2 separate regions of the Homo sapiens genome follow, and region 2 is linked to region 1. The links are chromatin contacts, found by Hi-C in ENCODE. All regions are on one chromosome and are shown on one strand. Each heading gives the region's core, a stretch centred on a gene start or an enhancer-like site at or near the end of the contact. The rest is flanking DNA. Distances are from core to core; before and after follow the strand shown. Region 1 overlaps TUNAR (transmembrane neural differentiation associated intracellular calcium regulator). Region 2 holds the start of BDKRB1-AS1 (BDKRB1 antisense RNA 1).

Region 1 (3,990 bases), core at 1,190-3,689:
TCCCTGGATCCTCAGTACCTGGGGTGAACCTTGCTTGGCACCTGGAAGTCACTCCTGGCCTGTTAGTGACTGGATGGGGGATGCAGTGTGCAAAGGGACTTGTGCAGCGGTCAGTCTGGCTGAGCTTTTGGGGCAGCCTGGTGCTCCTGACTGTTTCTCACCTTATCAAGTAGGTTCTCCTAAATGCATAAGAAGCTGATGACAGCTCTGCTGGCTGACTTCAAAACAGTCAAACCTTCAGTGCTTTATCAGGCAGATCTGTAAGTACAGTTCCTGCTCATAAAATGCATCCGTCACAGCCCCGTGCAACATAAAGGAATTGTTTGCAAACTTTCCCAGGTTATTACCCCCAAACTTAGTAAATATATGTATTGGATAAATAATCTTGGGAGGTCCATAAATTATTGCAGTTTCGGACAGTACTAATCTACCTGCTGGCACATTTCATAGGTTTCACCACCTTATTGACTCACATTTTAATGAAAGAGGAGAGCAAAGCTATAAAAACTATCCTCATGGGTTGGGGACCCGACCAGATGATGGATGACAAAGCAGTGTAGAAAATGTATGAGTTCTGTGTGGTTATTCAGGGTAATTATTATTAAGACATTTTGAGCATCTGACCTCAGTTCCTTTTGTTTTCCTGGGCAAGGACCTACTACCTCCCAGATTCTGCTGCACTTGGCTGGCGGCACTCTGTGCCTACAATCTCACCATTGGAATGGCAGTTCTTCAACAGGATTTTGATGGCTGTCACAGTCACTTTGGGGGACATGCACCTTTTATTTGAAGCTGTTCTTCGAGTCAGATTGTGAGGCACTGGACAGACCTGGATTGAAATCTGAGCTTATCCTCTAATTCCCTGTGTGATTCTTGGACAATTTGCTTCAGCCTTTATGAGTCCTGTTTTCTCTTCTGAGAAATGGGCATAATAACAACAATTAATGGTAATCCCAGCTTTGATTAATATTTGCTGGGTGCTTACTGGGGTAGGGACCCTGTGCAATAAGTCCTTTCCGTGGACTCTTTCACTGAATGTGTACAATAGCTTGATAAAGGAGTTAATTTTATTATTCCCATTTTACAGATGAAAATACTAAGCCTTCGAGTATGTATTGGTGCATACAAAAACACCTCAGATAATGGTTTTGAACATGAATAATCATTTATTTTGCTCAGCTAGGTGGCCTTGCTGCGGGCCTCATGTGAGGTTGCAGTCAGACTGTGACTGGGGCTGGAATCATCTGGGAGGCTTCCTCACTCGCATGTCTGGCCCCTGAGTGAGAAGGGGTGCACAGCCTGAGGGTGGGAGTGGGGAGGCTGGCACAGCTGAGACTCTCCATCGCTCTGTGGACGCTCCGTGTGGCTGGGTAGCCATACTGCCTACCTGTAGTCTAGGGCTCCATTGACCCAAGAGAGAGCAAGAGGTTGTAGTGCGTGGGGGTGTCTGTCTCTATCCTCTTTGGTGATCGAGCCTCAGAAGTCACATAGTATCACTTCCGGCATGTCCTTAGAAGCAAGTCTCTAAGGCCAGCCCATATTCGAGGGGATGGGGGGGGCAGTTAGACTCCATCCTTTGATGGGAGGAGTGCCGAAGGATGCCAGTACGTTTGAAGCCACCACGGAGTGCTTAGGTGACTTACACAAGGTAGACCGTTGCAAGGCAGCAGAGTGGGGTGTCGGATCCCGAGCATGGCCGTCACCCCTCTGCAGTGTAAAGTGTGAAGCACTACGGGCCCCGTGAAACGGGACCTCTGTAAGCATGTGAGCTGTTTCCCCTTCAGATGTCCTTTCTGAAGAAGGAAGCAGAGCTGTGTGCGAGTCCAGCTGCTGCTTCTCAGCTTCAAAGAGGCCTTTATACCAACCCTTGGGGCAGACCACCTCCCCTCCCCTCCCCTGCTGTCCCTGGCCTCCCTTCCCTTCACCTGGAGCCACATTCTCACTTTCTTGGGTCCTGGGCAATTCTGTTTTCATGGGCCTCTTCCACCATAAAAAGAAAAATTAAAAATTATTTCTTAGGACTGAGCTGATATAAAGATGAACATATTAATGTTACATATTAAAAGATTTTCTTCTACCCAGAAGTTCATTGTTTTCCTTCTGATTTTAAATTGGAACATTTCTGTGGGCCCTGGGCACCGTGCCTGCTGCATGTGAAGGAGAAGTTGGCTTGCCCTTCCACCTCCACCCCTCACCCCCTCCTCTCCCTCCCCCTCCTCCTCCTCCGCCTCCACTATTCACTCTTCTGCCCTGGCCACCACTTAGCAGGCTGCTGTCCTCTCCTAGGCTGTGAACTTTCAGGTTCTCTGCACCCTGGGCAAGCCCCGTGACTGGGAGCTGACTGCTCCCCGTAACTCTGGCTTTCCTGTCTCCTGGTCCTTCACCAAGGGTAGACCTCCCTCGTGAGGAGGAACTTAAGCAGAGACTCATCTTCCCTGTAAGCCCACGGAGCCGTCACCCCTGTCTGGCTTCTGGCTGGTCTCTCATAGCAGAGTACCGGAAGGGCCTCCCTTCCTGTGCACCTGCAGGGGTGGTGGCAGTGCAGAGATGGCTGCTCTCCTGGCTCCTGCGTCTGACACCCCAGCCAGCCCATCCATCCGTGAATCCTCCACTCAACCATTTAGGAAACAGCTTTTTACTGGTGAGCATTTCACGAGGCCTACCTAGTCTCCTTCCTCATGGAATTTAGAGGGACACAAAGACAAAAAAAAAAAAAAAAAACTGACAAATGATTCTAAGCAATGGGAGATTTTTTTCCCCAAGGGGTGGGGTCTCACTGTGTTGCCCAGGCTGGAAGGCAGTGGCTATTCACAGGCGCAGTCACTGCACACTACACCCTTGAATTCCTAGGCTCAAGCACTTCTCCTTTTTTAGCTTCCCAGCAATGGGAGATTTTTTTTTATAAGAAATTGGCATTTCATGGAAATCGAAGCAAGAAGTGTAGTCTGGCTTCGTGAAGGAGAAATGAAGCCATCAGCGACCAGGATGTTTTCCTTCCTCTCTGTCTGGAGCCCCAGGTCTCACCATCTTGTACCCTTTGTCTCTAACCTTCCTCTCCAACTTCAGGTTTTTCTTCTCGTCCTCTGAGCATATGGCCAAACAATGGTCACCCCAGTATGGCAGCCCCAACCCTACATTTGTGTGGCCTCAAAGCTCACTCCATCTCCCCGGGGCCTAATTTCCCAGGAGAGAAGTAGAGTGGCCTGGCTTGGTGAGGAGCCCTCTGCTCTAAACAGCTGTGGCTGGGAGGTGGTGTCACATGGTAGGGAAAGCTGTCCCTCGAGGCTGTCACTGAGACAGGCTCCCCAGGTAGGGTGTGCAAGAGGGGAGAGAGAAATAGCACGTTCACTACACCTTTGCCTCAAAACCAATTCTGGTTTAGGGTGGTGGTTGCCAGCCTTTTGATGTCCACAGAAGAGGATATTTGTTTAGTTGAGAAATTGGTATAAGATTGCCCAATTTTAATCTGCCCTCTCTCATCAGCATGTGATAAATAATTTAGAAAACAGGAAGACCTTAATATTAGAATCGTGAAAGTATTTTAAATTTGTTCATTAATCAAATTAATCAAATGTAATTAAATTAATCAGAGTATTCTTGGTTTTCCCATTTCACCCCTGACAGCTGAGACTTTGGTCACAGAGCTGAACGGGTCTGTGGGCTTACACCGGGACCCACAGCACTCGGAGTCCTCAGAAATCATTGTTAACAACAATAATACAACCCAGACAGCAGCAGAAAGAATCGACCCGTGTCTGGAGCCTGCTGAAGTTGGGGGGCAGGGAAGCGACATGATCTAGTCTGTGATTTAGAAAGATAGCCCTTCGGCCACGTGGAGGTCGAACTAACATTCGCAAATTAGAAATCTGTGTTGGCAAACACTTTTAATTAGAGCAAATGTTTGGCATATGCAGACACACTCAAAGTGACTGATTTCTGAAAGTGCATCCCCATTCGGAAGCTAGAGCCAAGGTCCCACCTGCTCGGGGG
Region 2 (3,488 bases), core at 528-3,027, 380 kb after region 1:
TGGATGGCTTGAGCCCGGGAGTTTGAGACCAGCCTGGGCAACATAGCAAGACCCCGTCTCTACAAAAAATACAAAAATTATCCAGGCGTGGTAGTGCGCACCTGTAGTCCCAGCTACTTGGGAGGCTGAGGCAAGAGGATCATCTGAGCCCAGGAGGTCAGGGCTACAAGCAGTGAGCCAAGATTGTGCCACTGCATTCCAGCCTGGCTGACAGAGTGAGACCCTGTCTCATTAAAAGAGAGAGAGGAAGGCATAGCCACAGAGCAGGAATGTTTGAGTAGAACATTCCAGAGGCAGAGCCATCTCAGGAGATGACAAGGACCAAGTGTATCCCTGGCACCAGGTGGCTGAAGTAGAGGGAAGAAGAAGGAGGTTGGAGACAACATAGAGAATGGAGAGGTCAGGTGGTGGGTGGGCCCTACCTGGGCCCTCACAGGCAGGCGGGACATTGTCAGGCCCTGGGGAGGAGAGAGTCCGTGGGCCAGGAGGCCATTCCAAGGTCAGTTTCCATGGAGTGGGGGAGAGGGTGTAGTGACTGGACTCCAAGACACTTGGGGGAATGGGGAGAATGGCAGTCCCCACAGCTGCACGGGAAGGGCTGGTCCTCACAGAATAGCAGCAAAGACTCATTCATTCCAGGAATGGAAAGAATGCCATGTTCTTGGAGCCTGGAGACAGGGTTTGAGAGGCTGGCAGCGGCTGGGCCACCAGGACCTCATCAGTGATAACCCTGTGATCAGTGTTCCAGCCCCTGCAGGTTTCCTGGAGAGCAGAGTGTCGTCAGAAGGCCTGGAGCTGAGCCAACAGGCAAGATCCAGCCTGCACATGTGTTTAATTTGAACCACATGGTATTTTTTAAAACTCCAAGCCCCCAGGCTCTTGAGTTGGTTACCAGTACTGAAACTCCCCATTGGGAGCCAGCTTTCCAGTTTCTTTTGAAAGTTTGGAACATCCAGCAACACTGATTCAATTTCATTCATTCAGCAGATATTTATTAAGCATCTACTTTGTCAGACACTGTTTTGGGCACTGAAAATATGGCAGTGAACAAAAGAGAGGAACATCCCTGGGCCCTTGGAGTTGACCTTCCAGGGTCCCCCCGGGGCTCCAATTCTTTGGTGCTGTGTAGCAGAGGCCCCGTGAACAGGGCGCCCTCCCATCAGGTTCACACGCATGGAAGCTATGGGAGGTTAAGTTTGCAACCCCTCATCCAGACCATCCCTTCACATACAGTCTAGGAAACAGAGAGCAGTAAGACCTGCCCAAGCACACCCAGTGCGACTCAGCAGCCACACACAGGAGTAGGCTCAGTCATCTCATTTAATCGCCTGACTCCCTTGTGAGGTCTGTTTCAGGATGTCCACTTTCTAGGTGAGGAAGAGGAGGCTAAGGAAGGCAGTGCCTGCTCAGACTGCAGAGGCTGGATTCACCCAACTCATCTGACTCCAACACCAATGTGATTTCCAAGCCCCCAGGCAGGAATTCATTGGGCAAAGGCTCTGTGGCAAAGTGGCAAAAGTAGGCAGGAACAGGCAGGAATAGAGAGTGGGAAAGGGAAAATAATACCTGATTCCTCTTCTATTCCGAGTGAGCTGACCCACATATGCCCTCCTTTCTTCTTTTTCAGCCGGCCTTAAGCAGGTGGCTTATCAAAATCCTTTCGAGGTCTTGCAAAAACCAATCCCACACTCGAGAAGAACGTGCTGGCCGGTGAAATCGGACAACATTGCTCACGGGATGTAATTCAATGGTAGACTGCAGCCACAGCCTGAGAACTCAGACACCTGATTTATGAGACGCACATAAGTAACGTTTACCGAAGCCCAGCAAATGGCCCCACAGTGGGAGAGAAACTGGCAAACCCGTACAGTAGAATTCTGTTGCCCTTCTGTGGGGAAGGCCAGTTATTCATTTACAGAGGGAGAAATTTCTGCCTTGACTAAAAGGATCGATGCTGTGGGAAAAGGTAATATATCTGAGTTCCCATGGATCTGGTTGATAGGTTCACCTGGCGTGTTCCATATGGGGCCAGGCCCAGGCCACACCTGTGGTGCTAACACCTGGGGTGGAGGGAGGAATTAGCAAATAGTCTTCCAGCATCCCCAGCTCCAGCACCCATGTGGGCTTCCACTCTCTCCCTGAGAAGGGCCAAGTAGAAAGAGAGAACAAGGTTTCACTCCAATCCGTTCCCAGCTCTGGGTCTGTCCTGGGCTCCAGAACCGCGTGATCAGGGGCCATATGTGGCCTTCACTGCTCTCTGCAGTGGGAAGGTAAGAAAACTGCCCCCACCCTGCCCCATCATCACCCCAATCCATCATGGGGAGTGGGTGGCACTAAGGCCCTCCAAATCCCAGCCTCGGGGAAACTCCCTGATGTTGCAATGGCCACAGGCAGGCTCTTGCTCTCCGGAGATGAGTCACAAATTTGATGAGGAGCAGGTCGGAAGCAGCCCTGGAAAGTGTTCCTCCCCACCCCTGCTCCCACCACAGCTCCGAGGAGCCTGGGCATCCAACCAGGGCTGATCCAAGCCTTGGCTCCGGCTGAGCTCCGCTCTGGCCTCTGTGCACCTTCAGCTCCTTCCTGCCCTTCTCTTTCCCTGTGCCCAGCCCCTTTCTCCAGACCCCCTTGATTCCTTCTCAGCATCCTCTTGCCTCCCCGGACCACCCCCAGCTCAGGCCCCTGCCCAAGAAGGGCCTCACCGCGGGGCTGCAGAGTGCACAGTGCAGCCGGTCAGAGGTCCAGGTCTCTGAGTCACACATGCCACTGTTCCAGTCCTCACTCCACCACCGCATGGGCCTGGCCGACCACCGAAACTCGGCATCCCATCTGTAAAATGGGAATGAGGAGAGCAGTGCCTCACTGTGTCGTTGTGAAAATTAAGTGACCCAAAAGGACGGCCTTATTCCCTTTTTGGAAAGAGGTAATGGGCAAAGAAAGGGAAGGAAAGGCGAGAAAGGACAAGAGGAAGGTCAGAGATGTATGTGAGACACCAGGACAGCGCCACCCCAGCAAGCACCAACAACCATTTTCTCCTATGAGCAGAAGAGGCTTTAACTATGACTGAAATGAATGCATGTCAAAGCACAGTCTGAATAAAATCCCAAAAATGGTGTCCGTGTCACTCTCCTGGTTGTGATATGGCACGATCCTTGTGTAAGATGTTACTATTGGGGGAAACTGAGTAAAGAATAATGGGGCCGGGCACAGTGCTCATGCCTATAATCCCAGCACTTTGGGAGGCCGAGACAGGCAGATCACATGAGCCCAGGAGTTCAAAGACCAGCCCAGGCAACATGGTGAAACCCTGTCTCTAGTAAAAATACAAAAATTAGCCAGGCATGGGGGTGCACACCTGTAGTATCAGGTACTTGGGAGAATGTGGTGGGAAAATCAGTAGAGCCCAGGGTTCAAGGCTGCAGTGAGCCATGATTGTGCCATTGCACTCCAGCCTGGGCAATAAAGTGAGACCCTGTCTCAGAAAAAAAAAA

The links. A loop is a pair of places that touch in the nucleus more often than their neighbours do. Pooled maps may share reads with other maps.
Region 2: a pooled map shows a loop between it and region 1 (4-fold over the local background). The contact joins the promoter of BDKRB1-AS1 here to the enhancer-like site in region 1. A Hi-C loop is called at or near these places in 1 of 37 single-sample maps with no recorded cell type and 8 of 50 pooled maps.

The regions. Positions count from the first base shown.
Region 1 is chr14:95,887,257-95,891,246 of GRCh38, forward strand. The region is part of intron 1 of TUNAR (transmembrane neural differentiation associated intracellular calcium regulator); the gene reads left to right. Among named protein-coding and RNA genes, the nearest start is that of TUNAR, 12 kb to the left of the region's middle. RefSeq lists an enhancer at 3,906-3,990. Within about 2 kb of position 2,440, at least 2 of the 41 ENCODE cell types and tissues checked have a DNase peak (open chromatin) inside an H3K27ac peak, as active enhancers do.
Region 2 is chr14:96,266,803-96,270,290 of GRCh38, forward strand. BDKRB1-AS1 (BDKRB1 antisense RNA 1) reads right to left here and starts at 1,778. Exons shown (of 2, transcript XR_007064322.1): 1 at 1,567-1,778. RefSeq lists an enhancer at 1,853-3,052.